Linked DNA regions of Homo sapiens: region 1 is linked to region 2. A link is a loop called in an ENCODE intact Hi-C map of the cell type or tissue named here. Cell type or tissue: PC-9. All regions are shown on one strand. Each heading gives the region's core, and the rest is flanking DNA. Links, peaks and the distances in the headings are about the cores only.

Region 1 (16,726 bases), core at 4,630-12,629, 56 kb before region 2:
CAGGGACTGGTGACTTGGATTTTCTTTTTTAAGCTAATCTTTATTTGGGACAAAATATGTAAGTCCAAGGAAAACGAGTGTCTCCTGGGCACTCTCTTATTTACATGGGGCGTCTTGAACTAAACATTTTGAAATGTTTATAAATGTTTGGGTTTCCTCTTCCATATTTTCTCTGGTTGGCACCAAAGCTGCAGGGCTTGGCATGTCCTCACGCTCGGGTCTTCCCCTCTGTGGCGACAGTTACTGATGAGCATTAATCTGGAGGACACACAGAGACAAGATGAAGTGCAGACTGGAGCCCGGGGATTAGGTCCTTTGGCGAATAAAATGTAAACAGGGGATGTCTGAGAGGTGAGGAGTGGAGGGGCTCATTAAAGGCCTGGACTTGGGATCAGGGTGGCTCTTTGTGTCCGTCCTCAAGCCAGCGAATGGGCTCAGATGCTGGTGAGCACTAGTCAGGCCCCTGGCTCAGCTGTTGGTCTGAACAGTGCCAGAAGGTCCTTTCCTTAGGCTGTCCAAGGGTGTTGGGTAGGTCCCGGGATGACACGCTGCTCGTTCAGGCCAGGGAAGGGGATGCTTGCCCTCACATCGAGCTTTTTGCTGAGGAAACCCTTGCTAATCTCTCATTCAGAAATGCTCCTTTGGGGAGTGGTTCCCTTCCATTTCAGAAGGACCTATCTCCCTTGACTGCCCCTGGGAAAGAGTAGATGTTTTCAATGCTTCCATCGTGTGCACTGTGAACTTCTCCAAAATAGTTCTTTCAAAGTAAGGTTTTGGGTGAACATAAATGAGAAACTCTAACTCCCCAGGGGAAAATTTACCATAAGAACTCAGGCTTCGGCCTCAGGTAATATTGAATCTGGGTTTCCAGCAGTGAGATTGAGAATGTGAGGCATGCCAGCAAGACAGACCCGTCCTGATTCTGCTGCGAGGCCCGGCTGGAGGCCCACCCAGTCTGTCTGAAGTTCCCAGGTTCGTTCTGGGGAGTCCTCTGAGAAGGGTTTCTCAACCTCGACACTACTGGTCTTCTCATCAGTTGCAGGGACACGAGGAAGCAAGTTATATAGTTTGTTTATAATAGAGTAGTTACTATAGGTTTGGAATCAAAGATATGAGGTCACACCCCAGCTTCCATTGCTCAATTTTCTCACCTGTTAAATGCGGATAATATCACTCACCTGAGAGAGTAGTTATGAAGAATAAATGTGGTAATGTGTGCAAGTGGCTATTTATCAAATGCCTGGCACATAGTACATGCTAACTAAATGGTACGTTTACTACTTCCTAATGTGGACTTTTCAGAGAAGCGTGTGGATGGGGGCATTAATATTTAGGGAGCACTCTCTTTATAGTACACCTCCTATGATTGCTTACATGGAAAGCAGGGAGAATAGACCCTTTGCTCCTCAGGTGTGGGCCAGCTGTCAACTTAAGGCGATGCTGGTACCTGGCACCAGAGGCTGAGTGTGGAAAAAATGAATGCTACCTGTTCCCTTTTCTTAGCTGTAATGCAAAAAGGCTAAAATGTTCTATTCTTTAGTGATCTCTTCATTGATTCTTAATTGAGGTAGTTACTGTGACATGCTTTGGCAGCTGAGATTATAGCTTGAAGTTTATGAAGAGAAAAGACTTTTATCTTCACTTATGGCTGAGTCTTGGATCTTACCAAGTTGCCTATCCAGGTTTGGTGGTCAGCAGCCAAGCTGCTCCCCATGCTTCTTCCCCTAACTACCAACATTCCTTCACAACCCTCAGCATTCAGAACTCAAGCTCTCAAAGCCTGGGCGAGAAATCCTGAATTATCCTGTTGGTCAACTTAGGTAAAGTGAGAATAGTTAGAAAACGTAAATGAGTGAAACAGAAGGAAAAGACAGTGAAATAACCATTCATTGATTAATTCCACAACCATTTGGTACCATACATACTGCATGCCAGCTACTGGTCATGGTGCTAAAGTTACAAAGATGAACAAAACTCAGCCTCTGACCTCAAAAATATAGTGGCTGCTTTTTGTTCTGGGTGCTGGTTGAAATTTGAAAACATTTGGCTGGTTGTATACTTAAGATTTGGGTGGTTTTTGATGTATGATATTCTTCATACATTGTGTGTTTAGTGGCAGACACAGACACCAGAACAGGTGATTCTAAGTGCTAGTTACAGATACACCCAGGGCATTGTAGGAGAATAGGGGTCCAGGTGGGAGAAGCATGTTGGGTCCTGGAAGAGATGCTAGCATAAGCAAGGTTATGGAGGAGAAAAGACACCAGGGCAGGAAACTAGGAAGAGCCCCGTGTTGCTTGGCACATAAACTGTGAGGCAGGAAATGATGAGCATGGAGGGTTGAAGAAGGACTGGGGGTTTTATGTCTATGGAGGGTAGACTCTATCAGGTGGACAATGGGGAGCTCTGGGCAGGTGTCAGCCAAAGGGAGGAAGTGGTGAGATGTGCATCTTAGACACAGTTGGCAGAGGTTGGCTCAAGGCCAGGGGCACTTTTAATCCCATTGCCATTTTCCAGATGAGAGATGGGTGACAGCTTGAACGAAGATACAAAATTTCATGCATAATATGCATGTACACACACACATACTCACACACATCTCCAACGGCTGCAATAAAAGAAGATTTTCATATACCATACGATTCTACAGAAAATCCCATTTGAGTCTGGCAGACATAAAGGTATAATTGTCTAAGAGGAACTCATTTATCTCTTAAAACTTTTAATATCTCAAGATTCGGAGTGTGAGTTCAATGTCTCCTATGTCAGATATAAGCAGCACACATGAGGGCTGGGTGCGGTGGCTCATGCCTGTAATCTCGGCACTTTGGAAGGCCGAGGCAGGTAGATCACAAGGTCAGGAGATGGAGACCATCCTGGCCAACATGGTACAAAAGTACAAAGGTACTAAAAGTACAAAAAAATTAGCTGGGTGTGGTGGCATATGCCTGTAGTCCCAGCTACTTAGGACGCTGAGGCAGGAGAATCGCTTGAACCTGGGAGGCGGAGGCTTCAGTGAGCCGAGATCGCGCCACTGCCCTCCAGCCTGGCAACAGAGCCAGACTCCGTCTCAAAAAAAAAAAAAAAAAAAAAAACCACATATCTTGTATCTTTTGTATTTTTAGGGGGGAAGAAATTTGGGAGGAAGTCATTTTTTATTCTCTCAGTGGTTTATTTGCTGCTTGTCTCATCTTTGAAATATTTTCTGTTATCTACTTTACTGGCGAGACTCTAGTCCAGGGAGTGAACACTCTGGCTTAGCTCATCTTTTCCACCTTTAGCTATTCACTTCTTTTCTCATATGTTCCAGAAGAAACTCCCAAGTAGCAAAATTGATGAAGAGACTTTATCGCCTCTGCATAACCCCAGATTGCCTGACGTGTTTTCTCATGTCTTGTTCTTTTTTTCCTCGCTCTTGTCCTCCAGGTTTGAGTGCAATGGCTTGATCTCGGCTCACTGCAACCTCCGCCTCCCAGGTTCAAATGATTCTCCTGCCTCTGCCTCCCAAGTAGCTGGGGTTAAGGTGCCTGCCACCACACCCGGCTAATTTTTGTATTTTTTAGTAGAGATGGGGTTTCACCATGTTGGCCAGGCTGGTCTCGAATTCCTGACCTCAGGTGATCCGCCCGCCTCAGCCTCCCAAAGTGCTGGGATTACAGGCATGAGCCACTGCGCCTGGCCACATCCTGTTTCTTTAAAACAGAAGGCTGAAAGGTCTAGCCATCTATCCAAGAACAATGGCCAGCCCCTCTGTAGGCAGGCTCTGAGAGAGACGTCGATGATGCCAGACTCTCAATGGGGAGGGTAAGTTTGTGAGTGTGGACAGCGGTCTCATCGGCTGCAGGGAATTTTGAAAGAGGGATGGGGGACTGCAATGACTCACTATATTCTTCAAAGCCTTGCCTGTACACCAGGTGTAGGAGAGAAGAGGAGGTGGTGACAAGTACATGTGGTCATCTATCCAAACTCTCATGTTTCAAAGGAACATTAATTTCATTGTCCCCAGAGAGGAGAAGTAAATAATGAGGTATTGTCTAAGTCAGGTTGTTTCCTGCTGGAAGCTAGAATTCTGCAAAGTGTTGGACTTCGATCTAGACTTGGCTTTAGGTCTGTATGAGCCACTTGTGGGGAGCGTGGCTTTTGGCAAGTTACTTTACCTCTTGAAAACCCATTTCCTCTTTGTAAAAATGGGATAATAGAGCATGTCTTTTTGCCTTTAAAGGTTATGCAACATGCACTCATATGTTAATTGCTGCACTGTTCACATAGCAAAGACAGGGAATCAACCTAGGTGCCCACCACTGGTAGATTGGATCAAGAAAATGTGGTACATATACACCATAGAATACTACACATCCATAAAAAGAGTGAAACCATGTCCTTGCAGCAACATGGATGCAGCTGGAGGCTGTTATCCTAAGTAAATTAATGCAGGAACAGATAATCAAATATTGCATATTGTTTCTTAGGCGTAGGAGCTAAACACTGGGTACTCGTGGACATCAAGACGGTAATAGAAACTGAGGACTACTGGAGGGGGAGAGGGGGACAAGGGTTGGAAAACGAACTATTGGGTACTATGCTCAGTACCTGGGTAACAGGGTTAATTGTGTCCCCAAACCTCACCATCTTGCAATATACCCAGGTAATAAACCTGCACACGTACCCTCTGAATATAAAATAAAAGTTGAAATTATAGAAAAAATAAAAAAATAAAAAAGACTGTGAGATATTGGGAATGGAAATATTTTGGACATTGAAGAGTGCATTTTGAAAATAATGCTCTAATGTGAGAATTTTCTCCCGAGCGTTAACGAACTCACCACAGAGGCAACCTTGGTTATAGTGAAGGGGTCTGAGGAACAAGGAGAAAGTACACAAGATGCTCCCTCAAGGAGGCAAGAGTATACAACAACGTCTTGATTGATTATCCATTTTAGAGAGATCTATGGTAAATGCTCACGGGCTTTGTCTGGCCCCTCCGCATACCTCTCTCTTTGCAGAGTTTTGGAAACTCATTTCCACCCTCGCCAAGGCAAAAACACACTGGAAAGTGAAGCTGAGATTCAGTCATATTAGAAGGGGGCACTGGCCTCAGTACCCCCACCTGGGTTTGGGTCTCAGCTCTGCCCTTCTCTCCCTGCAGGCACCCGGGTAGGAATCTTCCCTCTCCGGGCCTCCGTTTCCCATCCGTATGTTGGTTAGAATATTATTAAGGTCCTTTTCAGCACTTGAAATGGATTCTGTGCTGTCCCAAGGCATCCAGTCAATCCCAGCTTCTAGTTGCTGCAGTGACTGGGTCACTGGTGCAGCATCTCCGGTCCACTCACAGCAGCAGTCAGGAACTTATGTTGCTGTGCTGATTTTCTGGTCCTCGTCCTGTTTCCTCACAGTGGCATGACGGATCGGACATGCCATGCGACTGCATGGTGGCTCAGCTTTCCTGGCATGCAAGAACGTGCAGGGTGCATACAGATGCCATGTTTTCTAACCATCGCAACTTTGAGGAGGCAGCAGGAGATGAGGCTTAGGAGGGAAGTGATTGCTCTACACAGCAACCCACGGTGGTGGGAAGAGGGGTCAATTGTAAAGTTGTAGGCCACCGGCTGAGACCTGCTGAGTGATGAGCATTACTCAGAGAGTGGGTCCAGTTCCCATTTTAGACCCAAAGTAAACTCTCCAGGCTCTGTTGTAGTTGGCTAATGGCAATCCCCAAACCACAGGCTCCAGAGATATGAGCCAGTGTTCCAGGAGAAGCCACCCGCAGGAGAGGGGAGGATGAAGGGAGAGAGCCTGGCTCAGAGTCCTGTGCTTTGGGGACTGATTGCTTCAGATGGAGGCATAGTGCCTCCTTTAGTTCAGGGTTCAGTGCTAAGATCTCAAGCAAAATCCAATCCACGTTCACAGATGCGCATATGGGAAGGGTGTTGAACTCGTTCTCCCCAAAGTCAACATCAAGAGAACCGAGGGACTGGTGGAGTCACTTGGAAGTTCTTCATTCTTTTTTTCTCAAGCTCAGAAAGACCAGCATACCACTTAGAGGCTTGGTTTGGACAGCTCTCCAAACCCCTGGTCAGATTGCTCTCTTGCAGCTAAAACACAGGGTTAGCTGAATTTTCTTCCAGACTTCATTGCAAACGATTATCTTGGCATATTATCTGTAACATTTCCTTTGGAGAGTTCCTCCATGTTAGAAAACAAAAAGTTTGCCATACCCTGTGAATGACTGAATTAAGAAGTAAAACCTCAAATCAGTCAAGATGCATGAAGATTTGAGTGACTTGTGAGCATGAATTACATGACAAAGACCTCATGAGGATGCCACGGCTAGGAAAGACGAGACCGTAGGATAATGTCGATCTGGATGCCTTTGCGACTTGTGAAATCTGAGAGCCCCACCTTGACGAGTCACCTGTGCAATCCCTTGCCCTAAGGTACGATCATACTTGAATCCTCAGTCTTCAGACTTTGTAGTCCTTGAACACACATGCACAGAAAATACACATTTGTATGCAATATTGCACCCTCCCCCATAACTCACTGCAATTAGGAGTTGAATTCCCCAGTTTGCTGGACTAAACTTCGAGACCCAGCAACAGGGGCTCTTGAGAAGGAAAAAAGGAATTCCACACTGGTGAGGTTAGGGCTGCAGCCTTTGAAGCGAGATGGCTTCGTGGAGGCTGCCTGCTTTAGAAACGGCTGGGTCCTGACGCTCTCAGGGGGGAGCTGGGAGAAGCGGCGTGGAGAAAACCACTCAGAAGCCCGGAAGACTGGAGCGGGCGCTCGCGCGGGGCTGGGATTTGTGTAGTGCTGTGGGTTTTACCTTCTGAGCACCCCATCTGCCCTCTCACAGGCACAGCAAGGGCCCTATAGTTGCTCTATTCTCCACCCATCTCTGAAAACTTTCCTTCTCTGATGCTACTTCAAAGCCCCCTGGGAAAGCCAAGTTGCCAATTAAGCCTCTTTGAGGCAGGTTCTCATTCCTTCCCCACTAATTGAAATGTTACTCCTTTTACTAAACCCATAAACCACCCAAACACAACGGTCTTCCTCATTTGCATTGTAACAATGTCCCTAATGTGCTTCCAAGAGCTTTACGTAAAGGCGAACCTTTTCTCCTCTCCCTGTATGAACGGTCAAAAGCAATTCCGAGGCAAAGGCCTTCATTTCCATCCCCATACAGCTGCTCATTAGCTCAGGTGGAATAAATTCCTTTTATTCTGGATTCATTTCCCAGGATGATAATGTCTTTTTTGTCTCAGACCAGTGTTCCCAAACTAGGCCTTAATTGCTGATAGTAATTGAGTTAATACATATTTACAGCAGGGTAAGGTTAAAGCAGTTCTCCTGTAGTTTTACTGGAGACATTTGATTTAACCTGCAATAAAATCATTAACAAGTTGTTCAGTGTTCATTCCGTCTGTCCTTTATCTTGTCTGCTCCTTGGGAAAGCTGGGTGAAGGCAGATGGCTTTGGCGCAGGCTCAGCTCTCAGGCTGCAGAGACGAGAGTGCCCAAGTCTCACCTCCTCACCTCCGGGTCCTCCTGTATTCAGAGAGAAGGACCTCTCCCACTGAAAGCAGATAGCCCGGGGCAAGGCTATGCAGCTCCCCAGGCGTCCAGCCAAGGAGCGCAGGCGGGAGGATGAAAGCCCATCAAAGCCACAGGGCTGGGCCAGGCTCTTGAATCAGCTCCCATCAGTAGCTCCGGCCCAAAGTGGCCCACAGGCGAGGCACCGAGCCGAGGTGTCAGGCAACGTGGTAGTCCTGGCCACTGGTGCATGCCTAGAGAAATGGGCTGAAAACAGGGTAGGAGGAGGGACCAAGGGCCGAGGGCAAAGCCAGGGAAAGCCAGGGAAAGCCAGGGGGTTTCCAAATTACACCCTGGGGGGCCTGATGGTTTGCTTGTGAAAAAGCCTTCTTGAACCTTCTCTCTCACCTTCTCATAGACAGGGAGAAATGTGGAGGCCTCCTTATCCAGGGGTTCCAGGCCTCTGTATCTACTGGAGTGAAATTGGCTTTACCCAAAAAGTGAGGCTGGCTTGAGTGCACTGCAGGCTGACGGCTGCTCCCTTCCTCCCTCACTTGCCTCGCCTGGGCCTCCGGCTGCTTTTCTATTCAGAAGGAGCCCAGCCTGAAATAAATGGTCCTGACTGGCAGAGATAGCTGGCAGTTCCCTAGAATCCCCACTGTCACGGGCTTCCTGGGTCCACAACTAGATTATACTTTCTAGTCCCCTTTCCAGTTAGATGTGGCTGCGTGACAGACTTCCAGCTAATGGTGTTTGGGCCAAGGGAACAGTGACACAGGCCATCTCCATGCTCTGCTCTCACTGGTGGCCTGGGGAGAGCAAAGATGACCCTGGGGCAAACGTTGAAAGCAGCAGAGCTGCGGTCAGCTCAAAAATGTCAATCATGAAAGAACTGCTGTCTCACCCTTCCCTGTGAGTGAGCATGCCATAAATGTCACTGTACACTTAGGGGACTTTTTTTTTTTTTTTTTTTTTAGATGGAGTCTCCCTCTGTGGCCCAGGCTGAAGTGCAGTGGCACGATCTCGGCTCACTGCAACCTCCGTCTCCCAGGTTCAAGCGATTATCCTGCCTCAGCCTCCTGAGTAGCTGGGATTACAGGCTCGCGTCACCATGCCTGGCTAATTTTTGTATTTTCAGTAGAGACGGGATTTCTCCATGTTGGCCAGGCTAATCTCGAACTCCTGACCTCAGGCTCTCCGCCCGCCTCATCCTCCCAAAGTGCTGGGATTACAGGCGTGAGCCACCGCACCCGGCCGAGGACTATTTTTTGTAGCGGGGAATCTACTAAACAGTCTGAAGTACACAGCACCATGAACCGGCATGGCTTTTGCCTAGAATGCTCGTCCACCAAGACTTTACCTGTGCACCCCTGAAGACCCGCTGAAATTCCAGCCCAGCTCTGAAGGCTTCCCATGACCAGAGGACACACCAATCCAGCCTTACACTGTGATTATTCCTGGTCTCCTACCACAGCCGCCTTTGCCTACCTCTAGGCAGATTGAGCCAAGCAGGAATCAGGCCTGACCACCTGAGTAAGATTTAGAAACTGAGCTTTAAGCTAAAAGCCTCAAAACCAAAGGTGGTTCCTCAGAGACTATGATTTTCTAATTCGTCGTTTTTGAAATCAGGCTCAAGAACCCGGGATGAGGAGGAAAAACACGAAGCTGATTTCTGGAGCAATTTGGCATGTTGGAGAGAGATGGCCCGTTCTTCTTACAGACGAAGAGACTGAGGCCCAAAAGCAGGGAGAGGCGAAATCAGCGCCCAGGCCTCCTGCCTCTCAGCCTGGGGCCCCTTCACTGCCTTCTTTAAACCTGACGACAAAAGCAAGGCAGGTGGAATGCGCTGGTATCAAGGCTCCCTTCACATCTCCTGGTACATCCTTTTCCTTTCACCACAACGTGCTTGTCTTCAGTGCACCCTGCTTCAGTGTTCTCAAATGGTATTCCCAATCGCCTTCCATCTCTATGTGCATTTCATGGCAAAGTTCCTGGTGCTGACACTTCCCACGTGAGCCTACTGGGAAGTGCCAACATTGTTCAAGGAACATGAACACGCGATAGAGAGGATCAGGACAGGCAGGAAACATAGCAACAGCGAACCTCTATTTCTTTGTAGCACCCTTCTCTTCGTGGGAAGAGAAGAGCTTGGGGAGGGATTCCATCTCCTATTACGGAGAAATAAACTGAGGCTCAGAGAGGTTGGGTGATTTGCACAAGTCTGGCGTGTGCATTTCTTCTTTTTGTTTTTTTAGATGGAGTCTCACTCTGTCGCCCAGGCTGGAGTGCTGTGGCTCAATCTCGGCTCACTGCAACCTCTGCCTTCCGGGTTCGAGCAATTCTCCTGCCTCAGGCTCCTGAGTAGCTGGGATTACAGGCATGCGCCACTAGGCCCAGCTAATTTTTGTATTTTTAGTAGAGAGGGGGTTTCACCATGTTGGTCAGGCTGGTCTCGAACTTGTGACCTCAGGTGATCCTCCTGCCTCGACCTCCTACAGTGTTGGGATTACAGGTGTGAGCCACCGCGCCTGGCCCATTTCTTCTGATTCCCATTCCAGTGTTCTTCCCATGGAGGAGTCTGCTATCAGAAGGAGAAGTTTCTCTTTTCTATGTCATAAAAGAAAGCGACACCAGGCTACAGTTTGAAGCTATATTTTATCCTTTAAAATTCAATCAACCATATTTTCACTAATTATCTCCCAAAGCAGAGGCCTATTTTCCAGTGTTAATTTCTTAGAGTCTAGAGGCGTGCTGATCAGAACTTGAAATCTGACCTAACCTGTGGGTTGACCTAGCTTTCCACAATGCAGCGCCTCCGTCAGCGTTTTTCCTCATAGTTGGAGCTGGTTCAAAACCCACGTTTTCTGCTTTCACATCCTTCCTTGCAGCAAGCTGCAGGGGAATCAGGAGCCTGGATGCTTGGCTCAGGAGGGGTCCGTAAGGCCATATAGTCCAATTCTTATTTTACTACTGGGGGGCCATAAGCCCACAGCAAGCCTGTGGCAGGGCATGGGGGTCCCAACTCTCCAGCAGAAAGTGCTTTATGGGAGAATGTGGGAGATGGAATCCCAGATTGGTTAATTTTCCATAAAGGAAAAGAGGAATAAACATTTTCTTTAAATCCCATAACCTAGAACAAGGAGGAGGAAGCTACCCACATCCACCATTTTCCTTTGGGAAATATGTTGCATGCCACCCTGTCTACACATTTAGAAAATTGTCACTTTTTCAGATGTCGATGCCTGTTTTCCCCTCGCATGGCTGCCTGCATCCTTCGGACTCACCTCTTCTGTTTTGTCAGCAGTTCTTTTTCTGTTAGTGAGTGTGTATTTGGGGGAGCGGTGGGAAGGGTGTGCATGGGTCGTGGGTGGGGTGACAGTCACTCAGACACTGGAGAGAGAGGAGAGAAAGGAGAGGTTGACAGGGTTGGCACTGGAAGTGCCTACCAACAGCTGTTCTTCAGCATTTATTGCATGCTTTGTGTCATGAAGGAATCTTGCTTCATATATACATACTGTATAATTCACTAGGTTCTTTTTCCATCTTTTTTATTCTTAAAAAAAATCTTTGGAAAGCAGAGACCTGGAGAGCAAGAGCTAACATATTGGGAATACTACAATATTCTACATGATATGCTTCTCATTTTCACATAGAAATGAGAAAACTCTTTCAATCCCTGACAATGGCACGGGACAATCATATCTTGATTGTCATGGTGAGGAGGTCTACGCTCAGAGGAGGACCTTGTCTAAGATCACACAGCTAGTAAGTGGCAGAGGCAGGATTCGAACTCAGATCTGTCTGAGTCAAAGTCAAATTTCTTTCCACAACATTAAACTGCCTCCTAAGTACATAGAACTGTTAGCAAAGAAGAGCAATTGTCCCCAGTTTATAGCTTGAGAAAATGGAGTCTGCAAGTCTCAGAGAAGAATAAAGTCCTATAGTTTCTAATCAACAAAACTGTGACTAAAATTCCAACCTGTGTTAAGTGAAATGGTAGGTACGGGAGAACTCCAAGGTATGGCCCCACCCTCAAGAGACCAGCCATCCATTGAGACCTGTGACTGCTACTGGTGTCTCAACAGGGAATGGTTCCGAATGAGTGCGTTGGTGAGGCACAGGTTGGGTGGTATAAATAATGAAGGCTGAAGAGTCTGAGGTGGTGATCAGTGCTGAGTCCAGACTGCTGCCCTGTCTGCATATCTGCTAAAATGGTCTTTGCTGGAGGCCATGGATCCTCTTACATTATTTATCAGAATCTCTTATCATCTGGAAATAAGAAAACCCAAATCAATTGTTGACAAACATTTTGCAGTAATTGCATCTCCTTACTAAGGGCTGGACTATCTCTCTTTGAAGAATGAAGCTGGAGAGTGTAATTGCTGGTCAGTTCTTCTCCTCACAATGACCTGAGTAAAGACTCTGAGGCCAGGGAGAGTGGGAGCCTCTCCCCTCAATGTTACCTCCAAAAGGAACAGGGGATAAATACCCTTGTAAGACAGTTGGCCTCATTTTGTGGATGTGAATTCAATGGCTCACAGCTCCATTCTACTCATCCTGGCTCCGGCTTAAGTTTTAAAAACTAATTCTCTCTGCATTAATCTGAAAAGATCCTTCAAACAAAAGCTCAACATCTGAGTCTATTTACCGAGTGTGCAGCTGTGTCAATTGGCCAAGACAAAGCGAAGGCTTCCTGGTCAGCCCACAATGGGCGGCAGGTAGTCTTGCAAACAGAGAAACACAAGGCAGGGGCCTTTCACGAGTCAGCAAACCTCCTTCCAACAAGGAAGAGCTGGAGCAGAGGGGTCAGGAGGATGGAGTGCCGCCCCACCCCCACTCTCACCAGCACACAAGTGGGACTGAAAGGTAGGATCTGTAAGCCCATCAATTAGGGCTATTAAAAAGGTAATTAGCCCTCTTCTATGGAAACCAAGGACAGAGATGTGAAAAGGGGGACATTCATTTCCATGTGGTTACATTTTAATGTGACCAGTGCACTTTAGTCATGAAACGAGGTGCTATTGTTGAGAATATCACTTGGTTGGTCTTAATGGGAAGGTGCTACTAAGTCAGTTAAGGAGCTATCTTACATTTAGAATAGTAGCTATTTTTAATTCTTGAAAAAAATATTTTTCTGCTATCAAACTCTAGATTCAAATCAAATGGCCAGGTTTGGGAAGCAAGGGAGGAGTTGAGAGTCATTTCTTTTCTAGTTTCCTTACCCAAAAGAATTGTGGCAGGAAATGAAATTTTAAAATGTCAACAAGGAATAATTTGTCTTGGATTCTGAGAAGTGTGAAATTTAAAATTAATGTTTCTGTTTCCTCTCTTTTTAGACGTGTGTGGGTATTTCGGTAATAAAGCCCAAGAAAGACAGAAAATGAATAGAGGAAAGATCTTTGTTATAATGAGATTTGAAGACAGTTATTCAAACGGACCTAAAGCATATGATGCTCTGTGCAACACTGGCCCCGTTCACAATGAATGCACTTACACGTATTTACATTGCCTCTTTCTGTGTGTGTGTGTGTGCGTGCATGCACGGTGGTAGCAGTGGTGGTTGTGTATGCACACCTGCAAGTAAAGGATAATTTAATTTTATTTCTCTACCATCTCATGCTCTCCTTCCCCATCACTACTCCCGCTACTTTTTTGAGGTAAAATTGTGCATACAATGAGATGCAAAGATCTTAAGAGTACAGTTGGGTGTATCACATCCCATTAATCCACATAGTAATGAAGAGATACAATATTCCCATCACATCAGAAGTCTGCTGCCTCCATCCAGTCAATACTACCCTCCCCAGGCAATCACTGTTTTGATTTTTATTACTATGGATTCGTTTTGTCTGTTCTTTAATTTCATATACATGGTATCAAACGGTATGAATAGTTTTGTATCTGGCACTTTTCACTCAAAATATTACTTTTTGAGATTCATCCATGATGTTGATTGAGTGTATTAGTAGTTCATTCTCTTTTATTTGTAAGTAACATTTCATTGTATGACTATACCACAGGGTATCCATTCTTGTGTTGATGGACATCTGGGTTGTTTCCAGTTTCGGACTATTATGAATAGAGCTGCTATAAACATTCTTGGATAAGACTTTTTGTGGGCATATGTTTTTATTTCTCTTCGGTCATTATCTAGGAGTGAAAATGCTGGCTCATAGATTAGATGTATCTTTAACTTTGTAAGAAACTAAGAAACTGCTAAACAGTTTTTTAAAGCGGTTCTACCACCTTACACTTCTAACAGCAATGTAATGAGTTTCAGTTGTTCTGCCTCCTTACAGACTTGATGTTGTGAGTCTTTTTAAATGTAGCTGTTCTGATGCGTATTTAGTAGTCATCTCATTGTGGTTTTAACTTGCATTTCTCTGATGACTATTGATGTTGAACTCTTTTCTTGTATGCTTTTACCATTCCCATATCTTCTTTCATGAAACTTCATTGAAGTCTTTTGTCCATTTTTATTAGTTTATATTATTATTAATTTGCAAATATTCTTTACCTTTTCTGGATAAACTATCTTCTAATACACAGGTATTGCAAATATTTTCTCTTGGCCTATGGCTTTCATTTTCATTTTCCTAAGGGGTCTTTCTGATGAGCAAAAGTTTATTATTTTGATGAAGTCTAAGTTTTCACATTTTTATTTTATAGTTAGTGTTTTCTGTGTCTCATCTTTGGGATACAGAAAAAATCTGTAATCTTTGCTCTACTCCAAGGTTGTAAAGACATTCTTCTGTGTTTTCTTTTAGCAGCTCTTTAATTTTAAATTTTGTGATTGAACTGATAATTCATCTCAATTAATTTTATATGTATGGTATGAGGCAAAGATTGAGGCTTATGTTTCTCCCAACATTTATCCAGTACTTCTAGAACCATTTGATAGACTTTCCTTTTCCCCGTTAACTGCTCTGATGCCTGCATCATAGATCAGCTGATTGTATCTGTGTGGTTCTATTTCTGAGCTTTCTATTCTATTTTTTTTCTTTTTGGTCTGTCTTCATGCCAATATCACATTGCTATGATTTTTGTATATTTTTTAATGTCTTGAAATCAGATATTGGGGCCCCTTGAATCTTGCTCTTTTTTTGAAGATTCTTTTGGCCATGTTAGATATCCTTTGCATTGTTATATAAATTTTAGAATCAACTTCTCAATTTCTACAAAAAGCTTGTTAAGATTTTGATTGGTTGTGTTGAGTCTGTGAATTAGTTTAGTAAGAGGGAAATTTAATGCCTTAACAATATTGAACCTTTCAATGAATGAATATGCTATTTCTTTCTATTTATTTGTTTTCCCTTATTTTTCTCAGCAAGATTGTATAATTTTTACTGGCGAGGTCTTGCACATCTTTTGTCTAACTTACTTCTGAATATTTTATGTATTTTGATGCCATTGCAAATGACATTTTGAAATTTTACTTTCTAATTGTTTGTGGTTAGTATGTCATAATAGAATTGACATGTGTGTATTTAACCTTGTAGCTTGTTCTGTTGCTAAATTCCCTACCTAGTTCTAACAGTGGCTTTATGTATCTCTTAGTATTTAATGTATGTATATATATTCACATGATCTGCAGATAAAGAAACTTTTACTTCTTTCTGTCCAATCTTTACCCTTTTTATTCCACCTTATTGAACTAGCAAGGGGTGCCAGTACAGTTGCTAAACAGGCAGTTAAATTACTGATGATTTACCTCAGCATTGTGGAAGGTGTGTTAAGGTTTCTTTTAGCATGGGTCTATTTCTTATCCTATGGCACAGTCCTTTTTCCTAAGGCATGGAATTTGCGGTGTGAGGTGCTCACCTAAGTGTCTCCCCTCTGCTTGGCTGGCATTCCAAAGTCTCCCAACCCTCAGGACCTCTGGTGTTTCTATTCAGGTTTCATCCCCATTATATCTGTTCTCTAATAGGCCTAGTGGAGTTTTACCCTGTGCATGTAGAGTCCTGTTCTCAGCCAAGAACCCTGGAGGACTGCCTGATACAAACTTCCGGCAACCTTCTTGCACAGATACTTCTCCTCGGGTACCTTGCCCTGCAGATTCCACCACTCCCGCACTCCCAAGCTCCAATCTCTGCCTCCTCCACTAAACATGCTCACCGTCCTCTGCTTGTGCGCCCCCTCCTTGCACGGTGACCTGGTAACTGTCCACGGATGGAAAGCCAGATGGCATGCAGGGCTCACTTCATGGGCTTCCCTTCTTTCGAGGATCACACCTCTGCTGTCCATTATTCTATGCCTGAAAATAATTGCTTCAGATATTTTGTCCTGTTTAATCATTGCTTGTGGTGGAAGGCACATCCAATACCAGTTTACTCCATCATGGCCAAAAGTAGATTTTTACCCATAGGTACTTTTGTTAAACCGGCCATCCATACCAAGAACACATCTGTGCCATCTCTTTCATTTCTCATGTGCTTACAGAGGGCAGGAATCATATCTTGAATTTAGAAAAATCACTGGGCAATTCTTATAACACTTGTCTTCCAACTTCCTCAACAAACAAACAAAAACAAATGAACAAACAAACAAACAAACAAACAACAAACCGTATTTTCTAAAAACTCAAGCCAGTCCACTAGTTGTCCTTACTAGACCAGCATTTCCTATCTGTGTTCTGAGGAATGCTAGCTCCACAAGAGGATAAATGGCAGTCTGGGTCTACAGAGTTTCCTGATCAGATATTTTGGAAAATGTTATGTCTGATTTTTTCCTGCAGGAAAATCACACGCACATTAACATATGAAAAAGGCTGATATGTTCTGTTGAAAAATTTCATCCACTTAACGTTGCCCAAACTTAATCAGTGCAACTAAGTCTTGAGAGAATATTCTCTAATATTGGAAAGGTGTGCTCTTTCACATCATAAATTATCTGACTTATTTATTTTCCCCAAAGTTTTGAAAAAATACTATTCAGAGGGCAAAAAGAGAGTTTTGATGTTTGGCAAGTCAGTCAAAATTACAGATGCTGATATGATATTTAAGCTGATCATTTCTGATTGGTAGGGCCAACAATTGAACAGATGAGTTAAATACCTCAGAATCTATGTGTCTAGTTTCCACATCCCAATTGTGCAAACAAAATGTGATGGGAAAATGGACTTTTTCTTTTAAAGCTCTGATCAGCATATTTATGTTTTAAAGGCCTAGAAATCTGGAAATATAATGCTAGCCCATAAA
Region 2 (16,726 bases), core at 5,950-13,949:
ATTTGCCTAACATCTACATACTCAGCTTTTGAAATATGACTGATATGAATCACAGCCACTGCTTCTCTGCCCTTTACTACATCGATGGAGTTTTATTTATCTATCTCAATTCTTGCAACGACCTTATGAGGTATTATTACCCCAGTTTATAGATGAGAAAACAAATTCAGAGAAGTAGCTTGCCCAGATAAGCTACTTAGGATAAACTAGAGACAGAATTTAAACATTTCTCTGACTCTAAAACCCTTGCCCCATACCATACTGCATACTAAATCAATTCAGGGTGTGTGTGTGTGTGTGTGTGTGTGTTTATGTATTCCTATATGTGTTTTAATATTTGGCTTATCCATGTAACAAAAAGCTCACTCAGGCAGGACCTGGGTGCTCTAGGAGAGTATTCTAGTGGTTCTCCTGACCAGGCTCACATCCGATGGAGTACTTAGGGCCATGCTTCTTCCTAGAGCAATCATTCCAGAAATGTTGTTTACCACAGATGTGTTGTTCTCTGATGGCTGACATTTCTGAACACAGGCAGGGTTGGGCACATTGCTGGAAGTGAGAAGCATTTTTTCCTACTTACCAATCATCTGTGTTTTCCATTCAGATCTATGGGACAGATGAGAAATTGGCTTCCCAGGAGGAATAAAGAACTCATTATTTGTCATCAGCTATTGAGAGTCTGTTTTCTGCAGACCATGGGGCTGGATCGTAGAAGGCGGCACAGAGGAGGGCCCTAATTGGGAGGTCTTGGACACGGGGTGTCCTGGGATGCAGAGTTGCAGGAGGAGGGCCAGCAGGAGAGGGCAGGCAGGGATCAGGCCAAACTTGGGCTGGAGGAAACATCCTTATGATAGTACTGGTGTCTGGGCCAGACCGCAAACTATCCTTCATGCTGAACCTAAAGGTGTGTGGCAGATGCAGGTGCCCCCTGGAAGGGGTGCACTGTAGTTAAGAGTTTTGGGTGGTAGAGGTGTCGGGTATGTGGCAGCATTGCTAACACAGGTGCTTGGTTCATTCAGCCAGGGGCCCAGACAGTGGCTGAGAATGTACAGAAAACATTCTCTCTCTCACTCATTCATTCATACGTTCATTCATGCATTCCACAAATATGTATTGAGTACAGAACTGGGCACATAGGATATAGTTATAAACAAGACAGATAGTGCCCTTGCCCTGACGGAACTTGTGAAGGAGGCAGGTATTAAATGCTAGTCACACAAAGGGTGGTCTAATATAGCTGTGATTAATGCTGTAAAAAATAATATATTCCATCTTACCAGAGGGCTCATGCTCTGTGGCTAGACAGAGTGTAAGTGCCTCAAGCAAAAAGGGAGGAGTTTGAGGCTAGGCTCCAAGTGCAATGGCCACCATGCCTGCCATTCATTTGGACCAGGGTGATGCAAGTGCTTTCTGGAGGCTCAAGCCCTGCCTTGCCCTTGAGGAACAATCCGTGTAATTATGAAGGCGGATCCAGGGCCTGTATTGAGAGACTGTGGCTTCCTGAGTGACCACTGGACCTAGAACCTGAAGAGCCGCCGTTCAGTCCCAGCCATTCCTTCTCTGGCCGCGTGACCTTGGGCAAATTGCCTACATTTCAAGAGATTTAAAGTCTTCAGAGTCTCAGTTTTCTCATTTGCCAATGGGAGAAATATTTACTGCTCTGCCTGCTGCATAAGTTTCATGAGTGAGAATGTGAAAAGGTTTTGTAACTGTCAAAAGCAGGAAATATTTAGGAGCCTCCACCCAACACACACACATACGTCCCAGCAGGCTAAGCGTAATGAGCCCTGGACGCTTAGGGCCCAGCACAGATTTCAGTGCTAATGAAGCATTGAAAGGGTTGGGCCTGGAGAGGTTCCCACGAGCAGGCTTCAGAGAGATGAGTGTGGCCCAGGGAAGGAGGAAGTGGCCCAGCCTGAGCACTCTGCATGGGGCAGCATCTGGAGGGAGGGGCCCTTTGGGGAGGCCAGAGGTAGACTTGGCAAGAGTCAAGAGCCTTGGCCTGTGTCATAAGAGACAAAGGGAGTTGCATGAAGTGCAGGAAACCAGCCAGTGAGGGGACTTGAAACACACGGTAGTCTCCCTGTTTCATCTTGTATAATCCCATTTAGTCAAACCTCACTTATACTATTTAGATCATGAATTCAGGTTGTTTATCACAGAGGTTTAATTCTATCACAATGAGGAGGGCCTGACTTTTCTACATATATTAATAAAATGGAAAGTGATCAGATGGTGATGAGAATATGGGTCACTCTTTGAAAACAATAGAAGGTTAGAATCTCTGCCTTATGCTATGCAAAAGGTGACTTTTATTTTTTTGAGACAGAATCTCGCTCTGCCACCCAGGCTGGTGGAGTGCAGTGGTGTGATCTCGGTTCACTGCTGCCTCAACCTCCTGGGCTCAAGAGAAGCTCAGCCTCTGGAGTAGCTGGGACTACAGGCACAAGCTACAATGCCTGGCTAATTTTTGTATATATTTTTAGAGACAGGGTCTTGCTATGTTTCCCAGGCTAGTCTCGAACTCCCAGTCTCAAATGATCCTCTTCCCTCAGTGTCCTGAAGTGCTGGGATTACAGGCATAAGCTGCTATGCCCGACCACAAGGTGAATTTTGGATGGATTAAAAAACCAATATGGCCGGGCGCCGTGGGTCAGGCCTGTAATCCCAGCACTTCGAGAGGCCCAGGCGGGCGGATCACGAGGTCAGGAGATCAAGACCATCCTGGCTAACATGGTGAAACCCCGTCTCTACTAAAAATACAAAAAAATTAGCTGGGCGTGGTGGCGGGCACCTGTAGTCCCAGCTACTCGGGAGGCTGAGGCAGGAGAATGGCGTGAACCCGGGAGGTGGAGCTTGCAGTGAGCCAAGATCATGCCACTGCACTCTGGCCTGGGCAACAGAGCGAGACTCCGTCTCAAAAAAAAAAAAAAAAAACCATTATGGGAAAGATAAAATTATAACACTATAAAAGAAGCCAAGGAAGAAAAGGCAAGAGAATAATTTATGACCTTGGGATACGGAAGATCTCTTAAAGAAGAATCCAAAGCACAAATCTTATGGGGAAATATGGATGAACTTGACTATAGCAATATTAAATTTTTATGTCCTATGCAGGACACAAAAGATAAAGGTTCCACAAAGGATACTTTAAGTAAACGGCAACAGATAAAGAGAAGATGCTTGCAGTGCCTTAAACTAATGGGAGTAAATGGAATAGACAAGAAACCCCTGTAGACAAAAAAGAAAAAAAAAAAAGAGAGGGAACCCAGTAGAAAAATGGTCAAAGATTATGAGCAGGCAAGTCACAAAGGCACAAGGAAATTTTTAAAATCAACAAGTAAGCGAAGAGATGCCAACCTCACTAATAATCAAAGTAATGCAAAGTAAAATGACAAGATTGTATTTATACTTACTAAATTTGCCAAAAAATAGAATATTCAATAATAAATACTGTTGATGATGTGAGGAAATAGGAACCCACAAACACTGCAGGTGCGGCCATTCCTGAGAGCAGCCTTAATGTATTATATGCACTTAACTGACAGACCTGTGTGACCTCTGACCAGCTCTCACTGCAGGGGCGAATACCATGGAAACTTTCACAGAAGTCAGAGTTGTTTGGTTTCCGAGCACAGAGCTGATGATGACCTCAGGGACCATCTCTGGGGGAGGGGATGCATTAATCAAATGAGGTGGGTACCTACCATGGAATCGTTTGTGGTAATCAGAAACATGGAACTAGAAATGTAACACCAACATGAATAGATCTTAATAAAATGATTTTGTGTGAATGAAAAGAAACAGAATGAGATATATGCTCTCAGTCTCCCACTAGAGCGGCTAAAATGCAAAAGTCTGGCCAAACCACGTGCTGGTGAGGATGTGGAGCAATTAGAACTCCCAGATATTGCTGGTGGAAATGCAAAATGGCACAACTACTGTGGACAACAGTTTGGCAGTTTATTTTAAAAATTAAACAGCTGCCTATCATATGATCCAGTCATTCCCCTCCTACATATATGCCTGAGAAATTAAAGCATATGTCCAAAGACTTGTGTAAGTCTTTTTTTTTTTTGAGACGGAGTCTTGCTCTGTTGCCCAGGCTGGAGTGCAGTGGCACTATCTTGGCTCACTGCAAGCTCCGCCTCCCAGCTTCACACCATTCTCCTGCATCAGCCTCCCGAGTAGCTGAGACTACAGGCGCCCACCACCACACCCGGCTAATTTTTTGTGTTTTTAGTAGAGACGAAGTTTCACTGTGTTAGCTAGGATGGTCTCGATCTCCTGACCTCGTGATCCGCCCGCCTCGGCCTCCCAAAGTGCTGAGATTACAGGCGTGAGCCACCGCACTTGGCCTGTAAGTCTTTTTTTTTCTTTAAAGGTACTCAAATGTGTCAACTTTATTGTTTCTATATATACACCTTTTTTGTACTGAAAATTGTAAAAATAGCATAAAGTTTGCTCGTATTGCGATCCAAATTTTTGAAAGCCAGAAAATCTAATTAATATGCTTTAGGCAAACTACCCATTGCTTTCTTTATCTACAAATAACTTTGCTTCAGTTTCTTTTTTTTTTTTTTGAGATGAAGTCTCGCTCTGTTGCCCAGGTTGGAGTGCAGTGGCGTGATCTCCGGTCACTGCAAGCTCCTCCTCCCGGGTTCACACCATTCTCCTGCCTCAGTCTCCTGAGTAGCTGGGACTACAGGCACCCACCACCACGCCCAGCTAATTTTTTGCATTTTTAGTAGAGACGGGGTTTCGCCATGTTAGCCAGGATGGTCTCGATCTCCTGACCTCATGATCCACCCACGTGGGCTTCCCAAAGTGCTGGGATTATAGACGTGAGCCACCGCGCCCGGCCTGCTTCAATTTCTTGATGTTGGGTTTCATCTTACTGACTTTGGGCTTCTAAAACACATGGGAATACTTACATCCTCTTGGCTTCTTTGAGCCAAATCAAACAGTAGAGCTAAAGTTATTCGAATACATTCAAACTACACAGATCCCTTGTAAATTACTAGTATCATGGTGGGAAGGAAAAGATACAAGAAGAAAAATGCATCCTAGAAGTATTTCATGGAGTTCATAGAAGCTCCATTTGTAATCGCTAAAAAACTGGAAACAACCCAAACGTCCATCAACAGAGTGATTGGATAAAAACTTGTGGTATATCTATACAACAAAATACTACATACAAGTAAAAAGAAATAAACTACTGAAACACACAACACAGATGAATCTCAAAATAATTATTTGAGATTCAATTATTATTGAATCTCAAATAATTATTTGAGATTAATTGAATAATTAATCTCACAATAATTAATTGTGAAAGAAGCCAGACAGAAAGAGTACATATTATATGATCCCATTTCTATAAAATTCTAGAGCAGGCAAACTAATCTATAGTGACAGAAAGCAGATCAATGTTTGCCTAGAGACTTCAGGGTCAAGGCACAGGGGGCGTGGGCAGGGAGGAGAGGACAGCAGGGATTACCAAAGGACATGCGAAAACTTTTGGGTGTGATGGATATAGTCATAATCTTTATTGTGGTGACTGTTTCACACATGTGTACATATATCACAACTCATCAAACTGTATACTTTAATTGCGTACAGTTTATTATATGTCAGTTATACCTCAATAAGGCTGGAAACAAAAAGTGCTCTGGGCAAAGAGTCTGGTGACTTAAGTTCTGCTTTTATTCTGGGCCCAAGTTACCATGTCACCTTGGCCAAGTGACCCAACCCTAAGAGGCTCGGGTTTTTCACCTGTGCCCTGGGAGGTTTGGGTTAGATCGTTGAGTGGTAAGAGCAAATGCTCTCAGGGGCCAGGAAGGAAATACAAATGAATGACATAAGCCAGGTTCACCGCGGAGAGGGGTAGAGACAGGTAGAGACTGTGGCTACCTGGAGAGTGTTGCCTCTGCCCAGGGGGGCAGCTGCCAATCAGCTTTGGCCATTTGCTGCTTAATGGAATGTGGGCGGTGATGCTCACGCTTCAGAGTCTTTAAGAGAAACCACAGCTCCGGATTCCTCAAATGAAATCTTCCCGTTATCAAATGTAGATAATTAACTTCAAAAAGTTAAAACACTGTGCAGGCCAAGGCCACACATGTGCAGACGAGACCCAGCCTGAGCCCCACTTGTTTGTGGCCTCTGCACTCTGTGATGCGTGGGGATGCTCTTACCCGACCAAGAATCTCTTCTCTACTTTTAGCCAAAGTTGCTTCCCTAATTCTTTTTACCTATACTTCACTAAGAAAAAATGTCCATCAATGCCCATTTGCAACCTGCCTGCTTTCCATCTACCATTCGATCTATAGAGTGTCTTAACTCTTGGTAGACTTGAATTCTTATTTCTTCAGTTTGTGGAGGAGACATTCTGGGCAATCTTGCCGAGTTAAAAGAGGCTAGTACCTACCAAAAAGAGTCGAAAGCAAGGACTCCATCAGATATTTGGATACCAGTGTTCAAAGTGGCATTATTCACAACCACCAAAAGGTAGAAACAACCCCAATGACTATTGACAGATAAATGGATAAACAAATGTGGTACAGTACAATGGAATAGGATTCAGACATAAAAAGGAATTAAATTCCGCCACATGTTCTACCAGGGAGGAACCTTGACAACATTATGTTAAGTGACATAAGCGAGACACAAAAGGGAAACTATTGTGTGCTTCCACTAGGTATCCACGAGAGACCTAGAATCGTCCAAGTCACAGAGACAGAAAGTCAAATTCATGGAGACCAAAGGGAGGAGGCATGAGTTTCCTGGGCGCAGAGTTTCAGTCTGGGAAGATGAAAGAATTCTGGAGACGGATGGTGGTGATGGTTGTACAACAATGTGAATGTACTTCATGCCACTGAACTCTATACTTCAAATGGCTAAATCGGTATATATTTATATATATTTATATACATATATATAATACATATATATTATATATGTATCCCAGAACTTAAAATTATATATATATTATATATACATTATATATTATACATTATATATTATATATTATATAATATATATTATACATTATATATTATATAATATATTATACATTATATATAATATATATAATGTATAATATATTATATAATATATATAATATATTATATAATATATATTATATATTATATTATATATTATATATATTATATAATATATATAATATATTATATATTATACAATATATTATATATTATATAATATACACTATATTGTATAATATAAAATATAATATATTATATAATATGTATTATATATAATATATAATACATATTATATATAATAATATATATAATATACAATATATATTATATATTATATAATATAAAATATATATTGTATATTATATAATATAATTATATATTATATATATAATTTTAAGTTCTGGGATACATGTGCAGAACGTGCAGTTTTGTCACACAGGTATACGTGTGCCATGATGGTTTGCCACACCTATCAACCCATCATCTAGGCTTTAAGCCCTCCTGCATTACGTATTTGTTCTAATGCTCTCCCTCCCCTTGCCCCCATCCCCCGACAGGCCCCAGTGTGTATTGTTCCCCTCCCTGTGTCCATGTGTTCTCATTGTTCAACTCTAAAGTGGTACATTTTATCCATTATTTTTTTTTGTATAAAAAGGCAGGACACGTCTGGAATTTTCAGATCCGATGATGTAATATAAGAGGCTTTCTTTTCAGCACACTGTGCTAAGGAGCCACGGCTGGAGCTCCCATTGGCACGGTGTCTCTGCAACTCCCTCCTCAGGCTCCTCACACACCCGGGGACCCCCTGTGAGTCCCTAAGCTGCTCTTAGGCTTCACCCATTTTGCAAAGTGGGTCTTGGCCCCAGCTACACTTTGAGAGCTTTTGAATAGTACAGATACCTGGGCCCCACCCTTGGAGAATCTGAATCAATTGGTGTGGTGGTGGAATCCGGTCTCCACATTGACTCAGAGCCTCCCGGGTTATTCTAATGTGCAGGCAGAGTTGAGAACCACTGAATTCTGTTCTGAAAACATCAGCAAGACCTTTCATGGATATTATAGGTAAGTAAATCAAAACCGCAGCAGACGGTGCTGAACAGATCCATGGGGTGAGCTGTTCTGGGGAGGCGGGTTTATCCCGGGAAGGGTTCTGCAGGAGTGGGTGGGCCTGGAAGTGGGAATATCTGTACCCCCATTAAGAGGTAAGAAATGAGCAAGCCATAGTTAAGGAGCGTGTTTGTTGGGAGGGAGGAGAAACAGGGTTAGGATTAAGTAATAAAACGTGAGACAAGAAGGCCTGCAATTCCCAGGTGAAGCGCTTGGAGTCTTTCTATTCCTGGGAGCAAATCTAACACATGGGAAATATTTGCTTCTGCAGAGAACTTCTTAGATTTCACTTCTAAGTGAAATCAGGTAAGTCAGTGGTAAGAAAAATCATAATACAAGATTCTCTAAATAAGAATCTACTTAACCTGCTGCAATTCTCTGTCAAAATATCCTATGCCCCAGTCTCAAGGTAGGATTTCATTCAGAACCGTATCTATCCCCACAAAACCACTTGAATGAAGTTAGGTTTATTTAATTTGGTGACTTGACCGAGTCAGCTTGTTGAGGGATTGGGGATGAAAATCTAAAGGGAAAATACTGGACTCGTGTAAATTTAGACTCCTTGGCTCTGTCATTCTAAATGTTTTATGCAACAAAGTTGGAGAATCAATCCATTGCTCCAACTGGTTCCTTTTCCTAAACAGCATCTTCTCCAAATCTTGTCATAGAAGTGGTGGTAGTGAAATGACTGTCATGTGCAAGCAAATCATGAAAACCTATCAGAGCATAATTTTTAAAAATCAAGAATGAGAAAGGTGCTCTGGAGGGAACAAAAGTCTTTATTTCATGGAAACAATTATGTGATGCTCAGAAGTTGATCAAGGCTCTGAAAGTCACAGTGCATGGGATTATCCATCTTACTTACCTGTAAGTCACGTCTCTGTCAATCTTACCTGCTCACGGGAGTTGGAAACTGAAAATCATAACAATATCAATAACACTAGCCAACTTATATTGAGGGCTTGCTATGTTGCAGGCGCTCTTGTGCACTTTGCATGTATCAAGATCCTTAATCCTCACAACAACAGCATGTGACAGGTACTATTTTTGCCATCTCTAGTCTAAGGATGAGGAACCTGAGATGTAGAGAATAATTTCGATAATTTACCCAAGGTCACATGGCCAGTAAGTGGCAGACTGGATTCAAATCCAGCTGTCAAGTTATTTTAGGTCAGAGCCTGGGCTCGTCATGTACCACTATTACCTTGGAAGAAGGAAGAAAAGGTAGAAACAAACACTTAGTAAGTGTTTATTAAGTGCCAGCTATTTTATACATTATGGTGTCGTTGAACCCCTACCACATATCCTTAGCCTCATGTTACAGCCACTAGGAAATGTGGACAGAGAGTTTAATGACTAGCTAGCAAAAGGCAGCCTTTATTTGTCTGACCATACACCTGTGCATTCTTCACTAAATAATGAAATTTCAGAGTAGCATTCATGCAAGAAAGCATGCTTAGGGAAGAAAGTCTCTTGCTTAGAGTTTCATCCTTTACTTAGTGCAGTTTTAACCAGTTTGCCTATCTGCTTTCCTTTTCAAAGCCAGGAAGTGTATGTGGGGTGGGAGCAAGAGGGAAGGTGGGTGAATTGCTGGAGAAATAAGTTTAATAGAGAAAATAAATGTCCAAGAGATGAGGATTATTAAACAAGCAGTATCCTAGCTATCCATCTTTGACTTCTTTGAGTGGAAGTTTTGGTTAAAAGCTATATGCTTTCTTTAAAGGAATCAAAGAAAGAGGTTGGATGAGTTTGTTAGCAGCAATGAATCTATACAGGTCTGTAGCAACCTCAATTCTTGATTCCTCAGAAGAAAGAATTTGACCGGGGGACATAAGGCAAAGTGAGACCAAGGCAAGTTTTATAGCAGGAGTGGAAGTTTACTAAAAAGTTTTAGAGCAGGGATAGAAGGAAGTAAAGTACAGTTGGAAGAGGGCCAAGTGGGTGACTTGAGAGATTCAAATGTGCTGTTTGACTTTTGACTTAGGGTTGTATAGTTTGGCCTGCTTCCAGTGGGGTGTGTCTGTTCTCCCCTGATTTTTCTCTTGGGGCGGACTGTCTGCATGTGCAGTGGGCCTGCCAGCACTTGGGAGGGGCCGCGTGTGCGGTGTTTACTGAGGTCGAGTGCATGCTCCTTGGAGGCATTTTTCCCTTACCAGTCTAGGGTTCCTAGATGAAGGTCACATACCAGTTAAATGAAGTCCATCGTTTTACCTCTCAATGCACATGCTTGAGCCCACTCGCCCAACTCCTGAGATCTTATCGGGAAGCTGCTGCCTACCAGGTTCGGGTGTTTTCTTTTCTTTTCTTTTCTTTGTTTTTTTTTTTTGAGATGGAGTCTCACTCTATTGCCCAGGCTGGAGTGCAGTGGCGTGATCTTGGCTCACTGCAAGCTCCACCTCCCGAGTTTGCGCCATTCTCTTACCTCAGCCTCCTGAGTAGCTGGGACTACAGGTGCCCACCACCACGCCTGGCTAATTTTTTTGTATTTTTAGTAGAGACGGGGTTTCACCATGTTGGCCAGGATGGTCTTGATCTCCTGACCTCGTGATCTGCCCGCCTGGGCCTCCCAAAGTGCTGGGATTACAGGCGTGAGCCACCGTGCCCGGCCAGGTGTTTTCTATCTATTGGGAGACTGCCTTTCCCTGGTGCTGGGTGCGATCAGTTATTATTTTAGGGAGCAGTGGAACAACTTCCTGACCATCACCTGATGGTTGTCTGACGTTCCTGGGGTGGGGGTGGGGGTCTGCCCTGCTTATGTCTGCCTAACTACCTACTGTTAACAAGTTAATCAGATAAATTTAGTAAGCTTTCAAAAGTTTGTATAAAAATAATCCTTAGTTAAATTTAGAACACAAAATTAAGTTCAAGTGAGAACTTTTCTAAACACAGAAAACAGTTTTAACTCTTCAAAGAATACATTGCCACTTACTCTAAACAACATAATATCAATACAATTGTTATTCCAAGATTATTAAACATATATCAGAAGGTATGCAGAGCTCAGATGGTACTTGTGGGTATGCCTGGGCTTGCTCTTTCTTTCTTTGTCTGCCTGGTGAACTTCTCTGCAGACTCAAGGACAAGGTCTTCGGGACTCTTCTGAGAAGTCAGCCCTACTCCTTCTCCTCCACCCGTCACTGCCCTGCAGTATTCTGGAGCTGTGGTTCTCACACTTTAGAGGACATCAGAATGAGGAGGGCTTATTAAAACACAGATTGCCAGCGCCACCCCAGGAGGTTCTGCTTCAGTAGTCTGGGTGGGGCTCCAGGATCTGTATGTCCCACAAGTTCCCAGCTGACTCTGCTGCTGCTTGCTCAGTGACTACACTTGGAGAACCACTGCCCCAGAGAAAACTCCTCTCTCGTCTGTGCTGCCCTGGCCTATTCAGTCATTTTATTTTGACTTGGGCCGAGCAGAGAATTTCTGTATCTTCTCAAGGGTCTGTGATCTTCTCGAAGAGAGAGTCCTGTTTTCAGGCCTTGGAGAAGGGTAATAGCAGAGAGTTGAGGGGCTTCCTGGGAGAGGGCTGTGGCTGATCCAGGGCTGAGGAGTCTATCCAGTAACAAAGGTGTAGTCACAGGTCTCTGAAAACTGCATCCCAACCCCAGTCCCTGCTGGACTCACAGGCTCAGTGGAAAGTAGAGAGCTGTAAACACAGAGGTAGTTAAAAAAAAAAAAAAGTAATGGCAGAAGCTGCCCTCTCTGCGACCCTGTAAGAAAGCATGAAACGAGGCAGAGAAGCGTCTTTTCATACTCCCAGACAAACCTCGCTTTTGTCATCCCAAGGAATTTAGGCCATTACTCACAATGCCTGAATGAGATGATGGTGCCCGACAGAGCCGGGCATCATCAAGGGCTGTGCTGCCCAATCCAGTAGTCATTGGCTACATGTGGCTGTATGTATGTAAATATAAATTACTTAGAACTAAAGAAAACCACACTAGTTTCATTTCAGGTGCTCAGTGGTCACAGATGGCTCACGGCCACCCTGCTGGACAGTTCAACTCTAGGACATGTCTATCATTGCAGAAAGTTCAGTCGGCTAGCACTACTGGAGGGACTTGGACAATGATGCCGCAAGAGCAAGATGGTACACAGGAAACCCGATGTAACGTGTTTGTGCCCCTCTCCCTGCATGCTGTTCTGTCCAAGAATTTGCAAAGACTGGCATACCCCACAGAATGATGCCTGGGAGCATATGATGCCTCTGCTTCTCCTTTTTCCTGTTCTCATGAGCCAGAACTTTAGTGCCAAGTGTGGTTGGGGTACCCGTGAGTCAGAAGAACACTGTTGGAGCTGAGAGTAGGATTGCCCCTGGTCAGGGGTGAGTCACTCTCTGGACTCCAAAAGGTCCAAGGGTCCTTAACATGGGGCTGAATGCCTGCCCAATGCCAAGGCTGTCGAGTCATACTTTTTCTTTTGTTCTTTTTTTTCTTTTTTGGAGATGGAGTGTTGCTCTGTTGCCTGGGCTGGAGTGCAGTGGCACAATCTCAGCTCACTGAAACCTCTGCCTCCTGGTTTCAAGCAATCCTCCCCCTCAGCCTCCCGAGTAGCTGGGATTACAGGTGCCCGCCACCACGCCTAGCTAATTTTTGTATTTTTAGTAGAGATGGGGTTTTGCCATATTGGCCAGGCTGGTCTTGAACTCCTGACCTCAGGTGATCTGCCCGCCTTGGCCTCCCATGGTGCTGGGATTCCAGGTGCGAGCCACCACGCCCAGCTGAGTCATGCTCTTTCTATTTCGGTCAGTGTTACTTGTGCCTCACCTTGCTTCTTCTGCCGCAGGAACCTCCCCTCCCCTCTCATACGCAGCGTGCATGCCTTTCTCTTGTCATTGCTCTTTGAAAGACAGCCTATGCATTTGAGTTAGGATTTGGGAATTTAAAAGGATGGCAAGTGAAAAAGCAGAGTTGGGTTATCTGGATCAATGATAGAGTCTCCAAGACCTGGTCTGGGGCTCTATATTCAGTAATGAGGTTTCCTAGCCTCCCCTGGTGACACACCCAGGTCTGATAAATCTCTCACCATAGACAAGTTTCCCAGCAGTAGGGAGCTTAAATGTTCCTTTACCTAATTCTTCCATAACTCATCATAAAATGGGAAAAAAAATTCTAATTTCCTCCTGGCTGGCTAAAACCTAAGAGAGATGGAAGGAAAAGGTGTTCCAGGGTGCTTTTGAGGTTGCACGTGGACCTGAGTTTTAGCAGATGGGCCTTTGCCTGCCTCTGCCATGGGGGCTCGCAGCTCCTCAGGCCTCGGTATCACAGAGGTCTTAGTCAACGGGTGGGTAACAAAACATGGACGCTGCTTTGGCACACAGGGCACACTGAGGGGAGGGAGAACAGTGTAAGAGAAGCATGCTCAGCCAGATAGTTGAAGGACGTCCCTCGTAAGCCCAAGCTGTGCCCACAATTGGGCTTTTAAAAGGTCTAGAATGGGTGGTGGTGGGCAACCAGAAGTTTGTTTGTATGAGAGCCAGGGAGATTAATTATTTTAAGAGGACAGGAATGAGGGCACTATAAGCTTGAATTGGTCAGTGCAAGGCCTAAGCTGGGATATGGGAGGAAATCCCACATGCATGGCGCTGTCTGCCAGTCAGGTTTGTCTCCCAATCCAGATTGTGGAGGGAAGGAGGAGGGTGAGAGCAGAGCTGCTACAGGCATCCTGTAAAAGCTGTTTGACTCCAAACTCCGTGAAACATGGAGCCCAGGCAGCACACTGATTGGGGAATTCTCTGGCCAACTGTGACGAAGTAAGATGTTGAGCAGAGGCATTCTTCCAGAGTTTCCCGCAGAACCCACATGGCTTTGGCCCTTGGAGAGCTCCAGGCCATCAGAGATGGTGCAGGAATGGGGTAGGAGACAGAGGAAGCCCTGCAGGAAGCCAGCAAAAACCTCACCTACCTTGAGAACTCAGCAATGCCGGAAGAGATTGAGATTCCTAGAGAATGGAGGAGCCGGGAACAAAGGAGAAGGATGGGATCCAGGAACAGGCCAAGAGAACCAGCTCGATGCTTCTTCCTCTCCCTTCTAGAAAATTCTGTTCAGAAGCCATTAGGTAAGGTAGAGCAAGGCAGGCCTCTGTAGCTGAGTGGGGAGGAAGTAGCGTGCCCAGAGCAGGAGGGTGGAGTCCACCGGGGTGAGATAGAGGCTCACACAAGGGCGGTGGTCCAGTGTGAGGTTGCCCATGTGGAGCGAGGAGGGTGCCAACATAGGAGGGGGCAGCCCAGCATGTGTCGGAGACCAAAGCAGGGTCCGAAGGGGGTCCTGTCCAGGGAGGATGTCCTGGCACGGAGACTCAGACCCTCAGTGGGGTGAGGAGGGGTCTACACAGAAGGTGGCCCAGGGCAGGATGGCAGAACTAGAGGGGTGAGGAGAGTGTCTATTGCAAGGGCACCTTGCGCTTGGAGTCAGTGCCCTGGGGAAGTGGGAAGGGCATCCACATGGAGGGTGGCCCAGGGCAGGATGCTGCTGTCCAGGCAATGGAAGGAAGGTGTCCTCAGGAAGGGTGGTACCGCATGAGTGTCCTACCTGAGCAGAGAGAGGAAGGTGTTTCAGTGACCGGCAGGGTGGCTGAGAATCCCACTCTGCTTTGTGTCCTGAGCCTCACAGAGCACAAGGCATTTAGTAGCTGCCCAGGTAATGGTAATTGTTAAATGGATGATGAAATAAATGAGAAAAATCTGGATTCAACTCTCATCTTGACCATATATTAGCTATGGAACTTTGGATATGATCTTCATCTCCATCAGTGGGATACTGTGTATGAAACTACTCAGAAAAGCTAAAGGAGCTGATTTTACTCCACCTAACAGGAAAGAAGGCTCTGCCATTCTTTGCTGTGCAAGCGTTCCTCATATCAAAGAATGGCAGAGCCCTCTTTCCCTTTGGGTGGAGTAAAATCAGCCTAGCCTTCCCTTAGCGGGTACCATGCTGCCCAGCCTCAGGTGCGTCCTTTGTGAGGTGAGAAGTGTATGGAGCTGCTGAGTGATGTGTGGCTACAGTGGATGCGGAGAAACTCACCTGCAGGGAGAGAACAGGCTGTGGCCATTGGTGTGCAGGCCTGTGGACTTTCCGCATGCGTTGTTCAGCTTATTCAGCCTTGGTGGTCTCTGAGATCTATGGCAGTGAGCGTCTGCTCCCTCTCACAGCAAACACCACACTTTCACTGAAAAATGAGGCTATTAGTCTTGTTCACAGAGCACCAGGATCCCTCCCAGTTCTTTCATGTGTTTGTTTGTTGTTTTTTGAGACAGAGTCTTGCTCTGTTGCCCAGGCTGGAGTGCAGTGGCGCAATCTCAGCTCACTGCAACCTACGCCTCCTGGGTTCAAGCAATTCTCTTGCCTCAGCCTCCCGAGTTGCTGGGATTACAGGCGCCTGCCACCATGTCTGGCTACTTTTTTTGTATTTTTAGTAGAGACATGTTGTATTTTAGTGGAGATGTTGGCCAGGCTGGTCTTGAACTTCTGACCTCAAGTGACTATGGTTCTACAATCCGAGTTCTCCTGTTGGACCAGTCGAGTGACCTTGGGCAAATAGCCTCCTGGCCTGGGCAGCTGAGGACAGTGTGTGAGCTGTGTTCTGAGGCCTCAGGCCTCAGAATTTCCCTCCTGACACTGTGGGCCTGAGCAGACAGAAAGGACAAACTTCCTGCCCAGAGCGTGTGGTCTGAAGGTGCCTCGGAGACCCTCTGATCAATCTTTGACCCCTTCCCCCACACACACTACAGCAGTTACGTGTCTGTTAAAATACACGTTCATAAAAGACCACCTACTAAATAATTTTTAAGTTGTTATTCTAAACCAAACTATTTTGAACTTTTGTAAATGCAGTTTTTATTTTTAATTAATGACATTATCTTTGCAGCCCTGAATCAGACTTTCCTGGACACTTTTGGGTGTTCTTATCTGCATCAATGGGGCCTCAGTTAGCATTTTAAAGGTGACATTGCCCCAGATTTTATCTCCACCAGATCTTCTCTTCTGAACTGCAGATCCAGATATCAAACGGCCTCTTGCACATAATGACTTGGCTATCTCTCAGGTCCTCCCTGTCCACAGGGTGGGTTCTCAACTTATCAACTCCCTCCTCTGACACCACTCCTCCCCTGAAAGGGTCCTCCCACTCCCCTCAGAGAACAGCAGCACTCACAGCAGTCAGCCCCTAAATCCAGCTGATCTTTGTCTCCATTGCCAATATCACTGTTCCAGGCACCATCCTCTCTCGCTGGTATTACTGCAAACTGCCACCCAGCTGGTCTCTCCACCTCCAGCCTTGCCACGCTGCCCCCTTGCCCCGTCCATGTCAGACTCTACCACGCTGACCTTTGGAAAATGTAACTCTGTATGCATCACTTCCCTACTGAAAACTCTGATAGGTCACTATGCCCTTTAAGATAAAGTCTGAAATCCTCAGCAGGGTTGATAAGCAGCTCTATGTGGGACTCGCTTTTCCAGGTTAGCAAGGGACTTCCCTGATTTTAGCACTGAAGTCCTGAATTCTCCTTAGTCCTTGGCAAACTGGATGGCTCACCACTCCCCTCTTCTCCTCATTCCTCTGCCTCACCCCTACCCCACACTCACCCTCTGTCTGTCCCCTCAGCAGTCTTCCTCCTG

Evidence for each region. Hi-C counts contacts between places; a loop is a spot of excess contacts. Peaks named below come from ENCODE experiments on the same cell type or tissue, not always from the same donor. Only the 100,000 strongest peaks of a DNase experiment are listed, where the experiment ranks them.
Region 1: it touches region 2 in a loop (5-fold over the local background); 3 of 110 quality-filtered maps call a loop at or near these places.

What each region holds. Positions count from the first base shown.
Region 1 is chr3:193,934,346-193,951,071 of GRCh38, reverse strand. It overlaps LOC105374287 (a long non-coding RNA gene), which reads left to right and starts at 8,507. Exons shown (of 2, transcript XR_007096293.1): 1 at 8,507-9,405; 2 at 11,108-16,726. RefSeq lists enhancers at 6,912-7,562, 6,383-8,044, 8,218-8,512. In PC-9, for the core only: no CTCF peak of the experiment used is centred there; a DNase peak (open chromatin) is centred at 8,411; H3K27ac peaks cover 538 bases.
Region 2 is chr3:193,879,443-193,896,168 of GRCh38, reverse strand. It overlaps LOC105374286 (a long non-coding RNA gene), which reads right to left. Exons shown (of 5, transcript XR_001741076.2): 4 at 15,134-15,278; 5 at 14,429-14,641. Among named protein-coding and RNA genes, the nearest start is that of LINC02038, 44 kb to the right of the region's middle. RefSeq lists an enhancer at 12,137-13,336. In PC-9, for the core only: no CTCF peak of the experiment used is centred there; DNase peaks (open chromatin) are centred at 9,558, 10,118, 12,438 and 12,868; H3K27ac peaks cover 5,142 bases.